Regions from separate parts of the Homo sapiens genome. Here all the other regions are linked to region 2. The links are chromatin loops, found by intact Hi-C in ENCODE. Cell type or tissue: heart left ventricle. All regions are shown on one strand. Links, peaks and the distances in the headings refer to the core of each region. The heading gives the core; the rest is flanking DNA.

Region 1 (5,377 bases), core at 407-4,406, 96 kb after region 2:
CTTGGTCAGTAAACAACTCACATGGTGAGAGTGGAAGTTTTTGGGGTTGCTGAAGGATACCTCTATGGGACATAATGCATTTGTCTGCAAGGAACAGAATCTTTAACTGAAACAAGTTTTAAGCTTTGCTTTCAAAAAACTCTCAGTGCATAGTAAAAAAACGCATTTTAAATTGTCCCTTAGCACATATGCAAGAGTATAAACTGAAGCAAATTTTCACAAGCAGCACTTACCTTTACTTTATGTGATGCTACCTAATATTTTTGTCTATTCTTTCCTATTTTAATTCTATTAGAAATGCTAATCATGACCCACTAATATAATCTCATGTCTCATTAATGGAGTGCAACCCACAGTGTGAAAAACACCAGCTTAACCCAATAGGACATTTATTATTTTATGTAGGAAGATGTCTAGAGACGGAGAAGCCCTTGAGATGCTGCAGTAGCTCAGCAGCCTCCTCAAGGTCACAGGTATTTTCCATAGACTTCTTTCTGCGATCTTCTGAGAATTAGGAGTGTCTCCGCTCATGGTGCAAAATGGCTTCCACATCTAGCAGTTGTTACAAGTGGACACAATTTCACCCAACAAAAAAGAGGGAAAGGAAACTTTTCCCAGAAGCCCCCAGCTGCTCCTCCTCTGGTCTCATTGGCCAGGATTGGTCACACGTCTGTGTTCCAGCTGCGAGGGAGGCTGGGAAAGCAGGTGACTGGCATTTTCAGCCTCTTTATAGGGATATGTGCTCTGCCAGAAAAGACGAAGGGAAGGGGAATGTGGTTGGGAAGGGGGCCCAGTATGAAGAGCACTGAGGCTCGGCAGGCATGAGTGCTCAGCCTGCTCTGGGCATCAGTTTCACGTTACCCAGAGGGAGAGACTAGAGAGAGTTTCTTAATGCAGGGAAACTCCCTAAGTAGAAGGTGGTTAGGTGAGTGCCTAATTGCAATGTGTCAAAAGCTACGAAAAAAAGAAAAAAAAGATGCACAGCTGTTATTGGTTCATATTGCAGGGCACTTACCTGGGCCAGGGAACTGGGGAGGCCTCTTCAGGGAAGCGACTCTCTTAAGCCAGTAAGGGGAGACGGACCATGGTGGTGGGTGGTGGGAATGGTGTTCCAGGCAGAGGGAAGAGCTCACGAGAAAGCTAAGAGGAAGGAGGGATCATGGCTGAGGTGGCATATTTATTCTACTAGTTGTCCATCTCCTGTGGGCCCAGCCCTGTACTAGGCATCAATGGCTAAGAGAGTAATGGGACATCTCCTGCCCTTGGGAATGTCATCGTCCATTAGGAAGGGTGATGTATGAACAGTCGTAACTAGAAACCAAGGGGAACGTATGCCTTCAAAATGCTATGTTATCTCTTAGTGGAGGGGACTCAGGGGCCTTCCTTGGCGGCACCTAATAGGTAGGATCCGCATGTGTAGAATTAGCAGGGGTCACGCCTTCCAGTGGAAGGGCCTGCTGTGAGCAAAGGCCTGGAGGCAGGAAGGCAGAACCAGGGGTCAGCCACTTGGCTGGAGGGCTGGGCGCCTGAAGGGGAACCAGAGGGGGTAGGGCAGGGAAGGTTAGGAGGTGGCTCCAGCCAGCATTGTCCCAGCTTCCTGCATTTAACCCCAGCCATCTGCAGCCCCAACCTTGGCTAACCCTCCTGGCAGTGAGTGTGACACTGGGCCCTAGGAGACAGAAGGAATGACTCAGGCTTTGTTCTTGTTTAGCGTATTTTTTTGCCCAAAGCAGAGTGACTCCCAGGGAGAGGCCCTTGCCTGGCCCTTCTTCTTGGCACCAGCGAAGGCGCTTGCCTCTCCAGTCTCTTTGGAGAAGGACCAGTCTCTGAATGGTCAGAGTCACTGGGTCTCGTGTCTCCCAGGATCTGCTGGGAGGGCTGCCAAGGTGGCACAGGCCCTGCTAGGAGGACCTCTAGTGGCGGTGAGGCTGGGGGCTGGGACATCCATGTTCCCTGCCTGGAGGGGATGCCCAGGCCTGAAAGTCATGGGTGATGGCCCAGGCGGAACACTCAGGGCCCGAGAGAGGGGATGATGGGAGTGCTGGTGGGCAAACCTTTGTGGCGGTCTCTGGGAGGCCTAGGAGGGGCCACCAGGAAGTGAGTTGAACAGTTTCACCTTTATGTGAGGTTTCTCAACTGCTGGCATTTGGGGTGGGATAATGCTTCACTGGCAGGGGTTGTGGGATTTTTAACAACATTCTTGCTCTCTATGCACTAGATGCCAGCAGCATGCTTCTCTAAGTTGTGACAACCAAAAAAACTCTCCAGACATTGCCAAATGTCTCCTGGGTTGGTAAAATTGCCTCAGTCTGGGAATTAAGACCTTAAGGTGAATAGAGAGAAATCTCAGCGCTTTCCTGTACAGGAGCATTCTGCTAGGACCACAGGAAAAATTGCCCACCATTCTGGGACCATGGAGATGATCATTTAGAGATGGCAAAACTAGAGACCACTGAGGTCAGCTGCTTGGCCGGAGGTCTGGGCACCGGAAGGGGAGTCACAGGGACTAAGGCAGAGAAGGTTAGGAGGCGGCTCAGGCCAGAGCCTCGTGGGGTCTGTGGGGTTGGTCTGGGCTGGGGTGATGGCAGAGGCAAGGGAGGGCAGTGATGGGTCTGAGAGGTGTTTGGGTATTAGGTTTGTGGAAGAGGGAGGAGCTGAGGGTGGCTTCTGGTTTCTGGTTCAGACCACTGTGCAGACTGCTGTTTCAAGAGCAAAGACAGGGCACTGGGACAAGGAGTAGCTGGGGTCAAGTGGCTGCGGGGACGAAAGCCAATACTCTGAACTCAGGCCTCCTTCTCTGGTCATCCCCACCCTCTCCAGCCCTGTCTGATATTTGTCCCTCAGCATCTCTGAGAACCAGCCCCCATGGCTGCTGCCCTCCAAGGCAGGGAGAATGAGCAGAGGCTTGATGGGTCACTGCCCTGGCTGGAGCAGCCTCACATCTTTCCAGCAGAAAGCTGGGGCTCTGGCTATGCTGTTGCTACCATCTGACATTAGTTCAATTTGGCTTCTTGTGGACCAGAGCCTGGGGGAGGGTTTCTAGTCAGGTTGTTAATGGCTGGGGGAGGAATGAGGAGCTAGAGAAGATGTCACTGCCCCTTCCCTGAGCATCACATGAGAGAAGGCCTTGGCCTTAGAGGACTGGACTGGAGGCAGCTGGCCCTTTAAGAAGAACTGTTCTCAGCAGGACTTCCGTGTCTTTTGGGAAAGGGTAGGTTTCATGAGCAAGGGTGACCTTCTATGAATGCTGGGCTCCTTTGGTGAAGTTGCTCTTCTTGGGAGTTGGGCCTTGGAAAAAGGGATCTGCATGGTGGCCACGAGCCAGAACTTTGGCTGGAGGAGAGTGATGGCTTTACACTTGAGCTTGCTCTCCGCTTCCTCCTCCTCTCTCCACTGCTGTCCTTCTACCACTCTTACCTCCTCCTTTTTCTCAGCAGCATTTGACTCTTTCTGGAGCATTTGGCCCCCCTCCAGGCCTTCTGAGGTCTGTCAAGAACTGAGTCTGCCCTTGCAGACAGAAGACGTTGAAATGCAAAGGCAAGCTGTCCAAACGGCAATTCGGGAGGCAGAATTCAGCACTAAATATATACTCTAAGGAGCCCAGTGACCATCTCATCGCTCTGAGCCAAGGCAAGCATACGCTTTCTGTACCGTTGCACGATTTGTTCCCTTTGCCTTCAATGCCCCTTGTAGTAGATGCTTGACATTGTCTTTGGCCCCCAGCAGCTGAATGCCCTTCCTGTGAGTCTTGGTGAGTGCAGAGTCTATTCCCTGGAATAAGAGCTCAGAATTCCAACTCCTACTTTCTCATCCTGTCTTGCAGCTAGGGTGTGGCATGTCACCCGGACTCTACTAATCAGATGTACTTGGCATGGCCTTGACATCAGGAACTGTTGAAGCAGAATAGTAGGGACCCGGGGAACCCCCTGTGGTGATGGAAGCTGTGGTGTCCTGTGCTGGGGGTGAGGTGGCAGTGATATCCTCATTGGATCAGTTCTGTGACATGCTTTAGGGCAATGCTCTCAGCTTTGTTGCCTAGAACGTGGTTATCCATCCCTCCCAGCAGTTTTGAGAGCTCCTGCCATCCTTTTAATGAATTATTTTCCTGTTTAAAAAAGCCAGATTCAGCACCTATACTTGCAACTATGAACTCTGACTAGTATGCCCTTCTCTGTAGAAAATGTTTATGTTCCCTGCAGATTCATATGTTGAAATCTTAATGCCCAGTGTGATGGTATTTGGAGGTGAGGTCTCTGGGAGATGATTAGGGCATGAGGGCATGGCCCTCATGAATGAGGTTAGTGCCCTGTAAAAAAGGCCCCAGAGAGCTTCCTTGTCCCTTCTACCATGAGAAGACACAGTGAGATGTCTATTTATGAACCAGGAAGGGGGTCCTCACCAGACACCGAATCTGCCAGCACCTTGACCTTGGAATTCCCAGCCTCTAGAACTATGAGAATTGATTTCTGGTGTTTATAAGCCACCCAGTCTGTGATATTCTGTTATAGCAGTCCCAGTTGACTAAGGCACTCTCTCTCTTTCTTCCAATGTTTGGCAAACTCCGACTCATCTTTACACAATCTACTCAAATAGCACCTCTTTCAGGAAGCCCTCTTGGATTCCTCAGGCAGTGAGTAGCTGCCAGGTGGAGCTATTATGAGGGCCGTAGGAGGTCAGGAGATAGTTCAGATGCACTCACTGAAAACATGTAGATAATTTGTCAGTCTACAGGGCAGTACAGAGGGGAGGAGGAATTGGAAGGGGAGGTAGTAAAACAAAGTGGTGACAAGCTTGAGCTCTGGAGTTCAAATGCTGGCTCAGACACATGCTGGCTGTGTGGTTTTAGGCAATTTACTTAAAATCTCTGTGCCTTAGTTTCCTCCTCTGCAAAACGGGAGCTACTACAGGACCTATTTCATAGGATTGTTGTGAGGATTAAAAATAACATGAGACGTCCTTTAGAAGAGTTCGTGGTGCTTGGCAAATACTCAATAAATATGAGTTGTAGTTTTGGCAGGTAGCAGGGTGCAGCATCAAGTCAGGACATGTAAGTTCCACCCTAGCCTGGCCATCAACTCCCTGGGGTCTTGGCAAAGCTGTTAGAGATAAAGAGAATCCTATTTCAAAGCAGCTTAAGCAAAGGAAATGGAAGTCTTTCATGGGACCTGAAAGTGGAAAGTAAATAGATGGAAAGTCGTGAAGGCCCGGAACCAGGAAATGGAAGGTCAAGGTCACCAGGCAACTATGTACTCCATCTTGCTCTTCTTTTCTGAAGCCAATCAGTTTATCTTCTGTGCTGCTTCTTACATGTGCACACATGAGCTTTCCATGTCTTTCTGTGTACATAGCTCCCAAAGTTATGTGCAGAAACCATCTA
Region 2 (5,377 bases), core at 630-4,629:
TACAACCGGCGGACCATCTCGTTTCTGCCCAGTTCTGTTTGTTTAAACTCTTTGCTGGCAGGACCCCAGCGCAGGGGCAGAGTTCCATGGCGTTCACAGGCAGATGTTCTGGCCTGTTGCAGGGACCAACGTTAAAAGCCGGGGCAGGAGAGCTGGTGGCCGGAATCCAGGCCCTGGGGGCGGAGGGCACTTCACGGAGGAAGGAGAGGGAGTTCAGGGAGGGAGTTCAGGGAGGAGAGGGATTGGGGATGAAAACAACAGCTCACTGTCCTTTTGCAAATGGAATTTACAGGCCCCATTTCATGCATGAGAACACTGAGGCTTAGAGAGGTGGGGTTACTTGAACAAGGTCACAAGGCTGGTTAAAGTAGGGAAAATAAATGAAATATTTTACAGTTCATGGCATAAGAATACGCCAGTTTCAGGCATGTAGATGATGATGATGGTGGTGGTGGAGATAATGATAATGATGATGACAGGAACTGAAGGGCACAATTAAGGCCTTAAAGATCTCCTGGATGTGGTCACTGTAACCTGTCAAGGCATGACCTGGAATCTTTTACAGCATGGCTTCTCTCCTAGAATCACAGAGTGGCCAAGAGTGAGGACGTTGACACTACACAGACCTGGGGCAGACCCGGCCCTGCTGCTGAGTGGTTGACTGGCCCCAGGTGAGTTCTGTAACTTCCATGAGCCTCAGGGTCCTCATCTGCAAGATGGGAGGAAAGAGGAGATCACAGGAATTTTGTGAGGAATAAATAAAAGAATGTATAGAAAGCACAGAGCCTGTGTCTGGCATGCAAGACTTGTTGAGTAAATGTTAACTTTTCCTGTTTTACTGTGAAGTGGCAACATGAGGTCCTGCACACAGCCAGGGTTCAGTGAATATGGCTAAGCCCAGAGTCCTTATTGGGAGAAAGTGGCCAGAAACCAGGCTCAAACTCCAGTGCCTCAACTTCCTAAGCGTATGCAGCTTGAAAGAACATTACACCCCCTCAAAGGGGGTAAAGTCAGTGTGGGGGATGACACTTCCCTTCAGGTTTGCTGGGGGATGAGACGCTGCCTGTAAAGTGCTCAGCACATAGTAGGTGCACAACAAAGTTATTGTTCATGTTGAGAACTAGTCTCATGCCCAGACTGGGCTCACCTCAGAGGGGTCACACACATTCCTTTTCTTCTGGGAAATCAAGGTGAACTGGATGAATGGCTCAGCACCTTCTCACATGCAGACCTGCTGGGAGTGGGAGGTGGACCTACGGGGTTCTGCACCATCTGGAGCTCATTTCATGGACAGAAAGGAAACAGAAAGGCAGGCACGCTCTCCTGAGGGCCTACTATGTCCAGATGCTTTGCTTAAACAGAGAATATTTATTTCTCAGTCACAAACTCAGGTGTGCAAAAATGCAACTTTGTGTCCAGAACGCAGTTAACTCTGGTTTCCCACCCACTCCATGTGCCTCACCACAGGCTGCTTAATCCAGTTCTCTTCTGGCTGGAACTCAGGGATTTAAGCTCTGATTTGGGTTTGTAATTCAGGTTTCCTCCTCCCTCTCTGGGTGGTGGAGGTGGGATGCGGGGGATGGGGGGCTCTCTTCTGGCTCTGCCCCTTCTCTCCAGCCTGGCTCCCTGGGTCTGATGACTGCTCTACCAAACGGTGGCCTTGACCTCTGTCTGGTGCTGGCCCTGGAGCCCCGTGAGATGTCAGCCTGGATGTAGTGGGAGGTCTGCAGGAGCCCCGCTCAGGAAATGCGGATCCCTTGAGGCCCTCTGCAGGTTTTCACAGGCGCTGACACCCAGCGCTTTCATCCTGTGTCCCAGGGTGGGAACATCTGCATCCCCATATTTCAGGAGTGCCGTTGCCTGTGCACCCACAAGAGGTCTCATCTTATCCTGGCAACAGCCTGTAGGGTTGGGAGCAGCTGCGAGCCATTTGTGCAGGAGTGCCCGGGGAGATGGTTACGTGCTTCATCATTCAAGCTTGCCCTCCCTCTCCTAGGTAGCACTGCCTTGAAACTACTCCTAGCAAGAAACACAGCTTCTGATCATGGGAGAACCTATTTGCATCACAGTTCACAAACATGCTTTTAGACACTCTCCACTTCAGTGGAGGAAACAGAGCCCCAGCGAGGGGAAGAGACTTACCCAAGTCACGTAGCTAAGAGGCAAAATCAGGATTCAGACTCAGCCTCCCAGCGCTCACTCCACAGTGCCTTGTTGGCCCAGCCCTAGAAGGCCTCCTGGCTGGAGGCCATTGCCTGAGCCTGGGGATGACACATATGTCCACTGGATGTCATGATTTCTCTACTGAAGCTAGCTGGACCTTCTTGGCAGTGACATAGGATTTTCCCCCTTCCTGGGGCAAAGCAGTCTCATATGGGACACTCAGGTGGTGGCTCTCCCTCCTTTTGGCTCAAAGACAGGAGGTAAGGCCTGCATCCTGTTTTCCTAGGGTGGGGAAAGTCTGCACACAGGTGGATCCACTCTTTCCTGGGGACCTGGGATCATTGCAGCCTTCTCCACCCCACAGGCCCCTCCACAGCCTCTGCCCAAATCCCCTTTCCCGGACTCCAAGTTGTATCACCTTAGTTAACGCTTCATTCCCCAGGTGTCTAAGAAAAAAATGTTCTCCCCATGCAGTTTCTCCACCTGGGAAACAGGCGGCCTTCTCTCTCTCTACGTCATCAAGTCAGTGCAGAGCGCATGGAGCAGCAACGCCCTGCCCAGCTCTGGGCTGCCCGCTGCGTGCTGAGGATCCAGAGACAAACCAGCCATGCTCCTGGCTGAGCGGAAGGTCCTCCCGAGCCTGCACAGTCTGAACTTGCTGAGGTGAGCGCTCTCTGCATTGAGATGACAGGGAAGGAAGCACAGGCATTTCTGGGGGAGTCACGGGGTCGGCCTTCGAGGCCTCTCAAAGTGCTGAGGCTTAAATGACAGGGCATGTGGAGCTGGAGCAGGAAGTGAAAGGCAGGGGTGGGCCTCCTTAAAGAAGAGCCCTGCGGCACTGCCATCCATCACCCACACCACCTTCAGCATCACCTCCCCACTAGGCCCTACCCCACCACCCCAAGGCAGTGGGGAGCCAGGCCAGGGCTCAGCACAAGAGAGCCTGGCCTCTTGTCCTTTGATTCTATTATCAGCAAATGACCTTGGGAAAGTCAGTTGACCTCTCTAAGCTTTCGTTTTCTCATATGCAAAGAGAGAACAACACTTAGGCAGTGCAATCATATATACAGAAAGTACTTTGGAACAAGCAAAAAATAAATAAATAAATAAAAACACTGATTTGGTGTTTGTCAATTGAATGTTTTGATAACATTTATCAAGATAATCTTCATTAAATATTCTAAGAGTGGGCCGGGTGTGGTGGCCGAGGCAGGCAGATCACCTGAGGTCAGGAGTTTGAGACCAGCCTGGCCAACATGGTGAAACCCCGTCTCTTCTAAAAACACGAAAATGAGCCGGGCGTGGTGGTGGGCACCTGTAGTCCCAGCTATTTGGGAGGCTGAGGCAGGAGAATTGCTTGAACCCAGGGGGCGGAGGTTGCAGTCAGCCGAGATCACACCACTGCACTCCAGCTTGGGTGACAGACCAACACTCCATCCCCACCACCCCATCTCCCCCAAAAAATATATATTCTAGGAATGAAGCCCGAATGGCCAATGGACATGCAAGGAATGGGGAAAGATCCAAATTAACCAATGGGGCACATTTGGCAATAACTACTGAGTCCTGATTTTATAAGCCGGAGGGAAAGAGCTTTATTCTTTACCAAATTTTAACTAGGGATGGCTCATGCCTGTAATCCCAGTGCTTTGAGAGGCTGAGGTGGGAGGGATTGCTTGAAGCCAGGAGTTAGAGACCAGCTGGGGTAACATATCGAGATCTTGTCTTGACAAAAAATTTTAAAAAATAGCCTGGAGTGGTAGTGTGTCCCTGTAGTCTCAGCCACACAGGTGGCTGAGGCGAGAGGATCACTTAAGCCCAGGAATTTGAGGTTACAGTGAGCTGTGATTGTGCCACTGCACTCCAACCTTGATGACATGGTGGGACCCTGTCTCTAAAAATAAAACAACAAAATAAAAAAAACTTTATCTAGTGCTGGGAAAGTGCAGTGAACAAGACAGGCAGCCAGCCAGACAGAAAGTATGTCCACCCTTTTCACATGCAGTCTCTCCTTCATCTTTCCATGAATCCAGTGAGGAAATGGGCTTGGAGAGGTAAAAATGAATTTTCAAAAACATATAGCACCAATAGCAGACAGGTGCTTCACAAAGAAAAAAAAAAAAACACAAAGCAAATAAATGTTAGCTACCATTTCATGACCACCATGAAAGGAAGAATTATTTAATTATTTTACCCCAGAGCCTACTTTTTCCCCCTTGCAGTCTCCCTAGGACTGAACTCTCTTTCATTGCACGTATACCTGTTGTATTCATTGGGATGCATTCTGCTGTAAGCAAATAGGATTAACCAGCTAACAGAGGCCTATACAATCAAGACATCTTTTTTTTTTAAACAGAGTCTTGCTCTGTTGCCAGGCTGGAGTGCAGTGCTGTGATCTCGGCTCACTGCAACCTCCGCCTCCTGGGTTCAAGCGATTCCTCTGCCTCAGCTTCCCGAGTAGCTGGGACTACAGGCCCACGTGACCATGCTTGGCTAATATTTTGTATTTTAGTAGAGACAGGGTTTCACCTTGTTGGCCAGGATGGTCTCGATCTCTTGACCTCGTGATCCACCTGCCTCGGTCTCCCAACCCAAAGTGCTGGGATTACAGGCATGGGCCATGGCACACAGCCAACATCTTATACTAGATATCTGCAGGCCGGCAGTCAATCCCAGGTTGGTCCAATGACTTGAAGTTAGCATCAAACTCTCTCTTTCTCTTTATTCTGCTGTCCTCAATGTATTTCCTTGAAGAGTCCAGACATATCCCCTCACAGTCAAGAGGCTACCACAGCTTGGATCATCATGTCTTCGGACGCTGTGTTCGAGGCAGAAAGTAGGGGCTCCTCATTTACTAAGAAGAACAGAGGTTCTGCAGAGTCCAGGCGTGTCTTTGACCAGAACTGGATTACATGACCATCTCTAGCTATAAGGAAAGGGAAAGGATCAGTCAATGAAGGGGAATGGGAGTGCCTGGCTTTCTTAGATCAAGCGTGCATCCCCTAGGGCACCTGCTAACACTTGGGGTTCTGTTAGCAAAGAGGAAGTGGGAGGCTGGCTGCTGGGGGCAGGAGGGGACCTAGGCAGCTCCCGGCCCCCATCTCCTCTCCAGATGGTTACATTCCAGAAATGAGGGAGGAAGTCTAATCCAGCACTTGGGGTAACACTGCTGTCATGGTTGCTCCTGATGGGAGGATGGGTGTGATCAACTGAG
Region 3 (5,377 bases), core at 781-4,780, 110 kb after region 2:
ACCTTCTTAGAATTTCACTGGGAGTCAAAAAACACATTTTGCCAAATTCAGAGGCCTTGTAACCACAGGGCCTCAGCCTAGTGACCAAACCGAGACCAAACAGTAACCTTCTGGTGCTGTTTACAGCTGGCAAAAGACCACTTTGGGCTTCACAGTAAAAAGAGTTAGAAAATTGTATGAAAAGGCTCAGAAGACTCACGGACATCAAATAGCTCTAACCAAACCAATGTAATTAGTTAAGTATAAATGAATCAGAACCATATGGCTTAAATGCTAAAGGAAAAAGAGTTGGAGGAAAAAATGTCCTTTGGGATTTAATCAAACAAAAATTGCTGGAAAAATCGTTGATGTCCACCAAGCTCAGACCCCAACTGGGTGCCCTCCAATCCTGCTTTAGCATTTCTCTCCTTCCCAAGGTACTCGCCGTGAAGCAAGGGTGACTTCTGGGTCCTGCTCTCTTGATGCTGGGCGTCATAGGGATGGAGTAGGTGTGGAGTGGGCACTAAGGCTCAGGGAATCTGGGGAGCACTGAGAAGGGGTGCCCAAGTCAGCCCTTGGCAGACTGGGAATGGCTTCCCTGTGGAGATGAAACTGAGCCAGGATTACAAGTAGACGAGGGATTGTGGGGCTGGGGTGGAGTGGGCATTTTGGAGGAGGCAGTGGCGTATGCACGTGCACAGAGGATAGACGAAACCTGGGACGATCATGGAACTGCAAGAAATTTGGAGTGGCTGGTTCTCAACTCATGCCTTCCTTCCCTGGCCACCCAATTAAAGGCACACGGCCTCTTCCATTCACTCTCAATCACATCGCCCTGTGGCATTCTCCTAGCAACACTTTTCACAGAAAGAAAGAAATGCTCTCATCTCTTTCTTTCTCTCATTGTTATTTACATTCCCTGGCATGTAAGCTTCTTAAGAGAAAGGCTCTTGTTTGTCTTGTCCCCCCACTGTGCACTGTGGTTCTAGCAGCTAACACAGCATCTGACTTGGAGTGGCTGCCCAGTACGCATTTGAAGAATGAATGAATGGAAAGTGAATGAGCGAATGGCTGGAGAGTAGAAGACGTGAGGGATGGGGAAAGAAGAAAGACTGGAGAAGTGGGCAGGTGCCAGGCCTGGAAGACTGTACGTGGTGCTAAGAGGCCCCTGAAGGTAATGGAAAGCCAATCAAGGGTTTCTAGGAGGATGTGATGAGGATGCGATAAGGTAACACTGTGTTATGTTGTTGGGAATCAGTGAAGGTGGGAAACCTGGAACCCTGGAGAAAATGAGTGACAACCAAATCCTACGTTTGTTTGGTGTTTCCCCATCATCCCTCAAAGGGTGTGTAAGATAGTGAGCCATGTAGAATAAGTAATTAATTAATGCTGCGGGTTAATAAGGGGTAGATGACTCTCAATTGCTACATGCAAGCTGTTATTTTCTCATTTAGAAAAAGGATCTTGTGGCTCACTGTGGAAAATCATCTTCCAGAAAAAAGAAAGAGACATGTATGTCGGCTCTGTCTAGAATATTTTCTCTGAACCAGAATCTCTTTCCGTAGGGTAGCTGCCCTTGGCAACTCTCGGGTTACAAGAAGCTGGGCAGGAGATTCCTGTGACATTTCAGCAGAGTCACGAGTGGGTGGGATGGGGAAGCTCCGAGCTGCAAAATAGGTAAGTTGCTCAATGTCCCTGGAAAACCTCCGAGGACAGAACTGAGTGTGATTTGGGGGAGTATTTTAGGTTCAGAGACATCTTTATGTTAGGCGAGAAATTCATGCCCCAGGCTCGTGGAGTTGCTCATAACAGTGTGTTATTGCTGGAAGCCCCAGAGGAGCTTGGACTCAGCTCCCTTAACAGGGGGCTGAGCCTCTCTGAGAAAGCTGTTTACTTCCCCAGACACATCAGTCTCACTTACCCATGTTTATTGCTTCTGCTCCTCTGCTTTACCCTCCAGGCCTCAGGTGCAGGAGAAGCCAGTCCTCTTCTCTAAACAGAAGACACTGCAATCACCGTAGCTAGATCTTCCTTAGTGTTTGCCATGTACCCGCTCTCGTTCCAGGCGTGTTCTAGGTGTATCATCTAACTGGGCCTTCAGAGCTCGGAAGCTCAGAGAGCTGAAATCACTTGCTCAAGGTCACACAGTCAGTACAAGTGGAGGTTTGAGCACTGCGCCTCTTAGAGTCCCTCACCTCAGGTGATTTTAACCCTTACATATGGAGCTTGCCAGAAACTCAAGCCCACCCTTTTCCTCCACACCATGTAACTCTGCCCTGGTTTTATCAAGAAGCACCTGCCTTCTCTTCTGGATTTAAATAGTAACGTTTGTGGTGAGCATTTGTGGGCTTGGGACTGTTCAGTGGCCAGCAGCACTTCCATTCCCTATGGAGACCCACCCTCCATTGTGTGCCATCACGGCACAGTGGGTGATGAACTTGCCCCTTACACAGAAGCACAAACACCCAGTTCTCCCCCTCTCTTCTCCAGCTGCAACCAAACGGTATGCACATAATCCAGGCTAGGGTAGCCACATGTTCCCTCCAGGACTTGGACCCTTGAGTGAGTGATTTGGGGCCGGGAGGAGCGGCTGGAGGCTCTCCAGGCCAGCGGCAGCGGTGGCGTGCTGGCCACCCATTCTCGTGACCTTGCTAAGGCCCCTGTTGCTTAACTCTCTGGCAAGCCCTTGGTTTCTGGCCATTTTCCAGACTTCATCACTCTTCTCTGCCAATTCTATGAGCCCCTGATAGCCTTCCAATAAATTCCACTTGATTACCACATGGCTTGCAATCAAGAACCCAGCATAACACACAACCACTTATTAAATACTAAGTAAGAGCCAGACACTTGACATGTGACATCTTGTCAGATCCTCAAACACCCCGGTGAGGAAAGCGTTATTATCCCTGTTTTCCAAATGAGGACACTGAGGCTCAGGGAGCTGGGTGATGTGTCAAAAGTTGCCCAGCTGCAGAGTGGCAATGCTGGAATTTGAAGCCAGGCTTTTCTGATTCTGAATTCCATGTTTTCTTACTTGCCTTTTTCTTCTGCTCCAGCTTGCAGTGCCTCGGAGAGGTGGCGCTGGCTAGCCTGGGACTTCCAACATACAGCCTACATTGATGGCCTGAGACTTGTGGCAAAAAAGACTTTCAAAATCTAATTTGCTCACATACATGAACACCTGCCAGGAAGGAATTTGAGGCCTTTGTTCTAAACATGGAAAAGCTGAGTTCATTTGCCCCAGAGGGGGCACCTGCAGGGAAAAGGAAAAATGGTTTTAACCCTTTCCTTGAGTCAGAAAATGAGGCCACCAGATTCTCCTTTCATCCTTCAAGTATCAGAAAGGTCTGTGCTGTGAATTCCACAGATGAGATTCATTGCAAGATGTGAGGGCAGAGGAAATCCATGGAAATGGTGAGTTCTTTCATATTTGTGCCTTTCTATTGTCAGTTTGGGGATATTTGAGAGAAGTTTGAGCTGCGTATGAAGAACCCATTTACTTTTATGCAGCTTTCTGGGGGAAATTTTGGAATTCCTCAAATCCAAGAATTTTGAGATTTTAGAACCTCCAAGAGGCCTGACCTGTTGAACAATCCCCCAGCCTTCATGCCCCAACCGCCTCTCCAGTGACTCCTCATAACTATACTTTATTTTTTTCTTTATTCTCTTTTTTCGAGACAGGGTCTCACTCTGTCATCCAGGCTGGAATGCAGTGGTGTGATCATAGCTCACTGCGGCCCTGATCTCCTGGGCTCAAGTGATCCTCCCGCCTCCGCCTCCCAAGTAGCTGGGACTATAGGCATGCCACCACGCCCAGCTAATTTTCTATTTTTTATTTTGTAGAGTTGGGTTTTCACCATGTTGCCCAGGCTGGCCTCGAACTCCTGGGCTCAAGCAATCCTCCCGCTTTGGCCTCTCAAAGTGCTGGCATTACAAGTGTGAGCCACCACGCCCAGCTTTGTACTTTCTTAATGATGTGAAAAGACATCTGAGTAAATCTGTAGTTGAGAGTGCAGGAAAAAGAAACCCTATCACACACTCTTTTGTCAACCGAATTGCAGAAATCCACATTCAAACTGGATGCATGCGTTCAGCAACTGGAAGCTGAGTTCATATTTCATTGCCCAACTACCCTGACCACTTGGGAATCGCAGGTTTGGAAGGACCCACAGCCATTCTGTGGAAATGGATCTGCTTTCAGGACCGAATCTCAGACTTCTTGGGGAAGGTTTCAGTGGCTGCCTTTGCTGTGCAGACCTGGAGATGGGTCTGATGATCGGACACCTGAATTATCTGTGTGGCTGAGTTTCAAGAAGACCTGCTGGGGTGAAATGAAAATGGTGCCTACTAGAAGCCCCAGTGGCTTTGCTGGTGGAGGTGAGCATAGATCCTAGAACTATATCCTGATGCTTCTCACCATGTGGTCAAGCTCTGGGTAGTGTTTGGGCTCCCATGTATATGTGAAGTTCATTCTTTTTTTATAGGGTGGCAAACATTGAGCTCTATCTACCCCATAGTAATAAAGGATGGCTTTAAAGAACAGAAACCCATTTAAAATCACTCATATAAAAGGGTGACTAACTGAGGATTAAGAAGGGGATTCTCATCAGAAGAAAGCACAGAGAGTAAAGCTCAACCTGTGGGAACTAGAAAGCAGGCTGACAGCTCGTCTTCCCATTTCTCCCTTTGTGGTCCCATCTCTGCTCTCTCTGGGAGGCAGCAGGCCAGCCTCCCTGCCTCTTTGTGGTTTCTTTATCTTTTTCCTTTTTCTTTCTTTCTTGCTTTTTTTTTTTTTTTTTTTTTTGAGATGGAGTTTCACTCTTGTTGCCCAGGCTGGAGTACAATGGTGTGACCTTGGCTCACTGCAACCTCCGCCTCCTGGGTTCAAACAATTCTCCTGCCTCAGCCTCCCGAGTAGCTGGGATTACGGGCGCCCACCACCATGCCCAGCTATTTTTTTGTATTTTTAGTAGAGATGGGGTTTCACCATGTTGGCCAGATTGCTCTCGAACTCCTGACCTCAGGTGATCCACCTGTCTCAGCCTCCCACAGTGCTGGGATTACAGATGTGAACTACTGTGCCTGGCCTGTGGTTTCTGTGTCTCCACAAGTTTGGCCTCCACCAAGATTTTGGCACCACCTCCTGCCTCATCTCCGTATGACTCTACAAGTTCAGCACCATCCACCAAGGCTGCTGGCTCTGGGGCTCTCTGATGCTTTTGGTGGGGACAGTGTATCGGTTATCTGTTGCCACACTAATGCTGTGTAACAATCATTAACACTTCAGTGTCATACAACAATAAACATTGATTTTCGCCCACTAGTCTAAGGGTTGCTAAGTGGTTCAGCTGCGTTGACCTGAGCTTGGTGGGACTTGCTCATGTATCTGTGGTCAGCT

The links. Peaks named below come from ENCODE experiments on the same cell type or tissue, not always from the same donor. Only the 100,000 strongest peaks of a DNase experiment are listed, where the experiment ranks them.
Region 1: a loop joins it to region 2, with 2.4 times the contacts of the local background. A loop is called at or near these places in 9 of 110 quality-filtered maps.
Region 3: a loop joins it to region 2, with 3 times the contacts of the local background. A loop is called at or near these places in 7 of 110 quality-filtered maps.

The regions. Positions count from the first base shown.
Region 1 is chr5:171,746,918-171,752,294 of GRCh38, reverse strand. No RefSeq gene overlaps it. Among named protein-coding and RNA genes, the nearest start is that of SMIM23, 36 kb to the left of the region's middle. RefSeq lists an enhancer at 1,219-1,718. In heart left ventricle, for the core only: a CTCF peak has its summit at 1,909; DNase peaks (open chromatin) are centred at 1,694 and 1,814.
Region 2 is chr5:171,842,955-171,848,331 of GRCh38, reverse strand. LOC107986476 (a long non-coding RNA gene) reads left to right here and starts at 214. Exons shown (of 3, transcript XR_007059052.1): 1 at 214-2,423; 2 at 2,638-2,826. In heart left ventricle, for the core only: a CTCF peak has its summit at 2,277; a DNase peak (open chromatin) is centred at 2,231.
Region 3 is chr5:171,734,993-171,740,369 of GRCh38, reverse strand. LOC105377724 (a long non-coding RNA gene) reads left to right here and starts at 2,557. Exons shown (of 5, transcript XR_001742983.2): 1 at 2,557-3,393; 2 at 4,041-4,356. LOC105377723 (a long non-coding RNA gene) reads right to left here and starts at 1,985. Exons shown (of 2, transcript XR_941215.1): 1 at 1,901-1,985. In heart left ventricle, for the core only: CTCF peaks have their summits at 2,831 and 3,033; a DNase peak (open chromatin) is centred at 2,578; H3K4me3 peaks cover 1,652 bases; H3K27ac peaks cover 2,645 bases.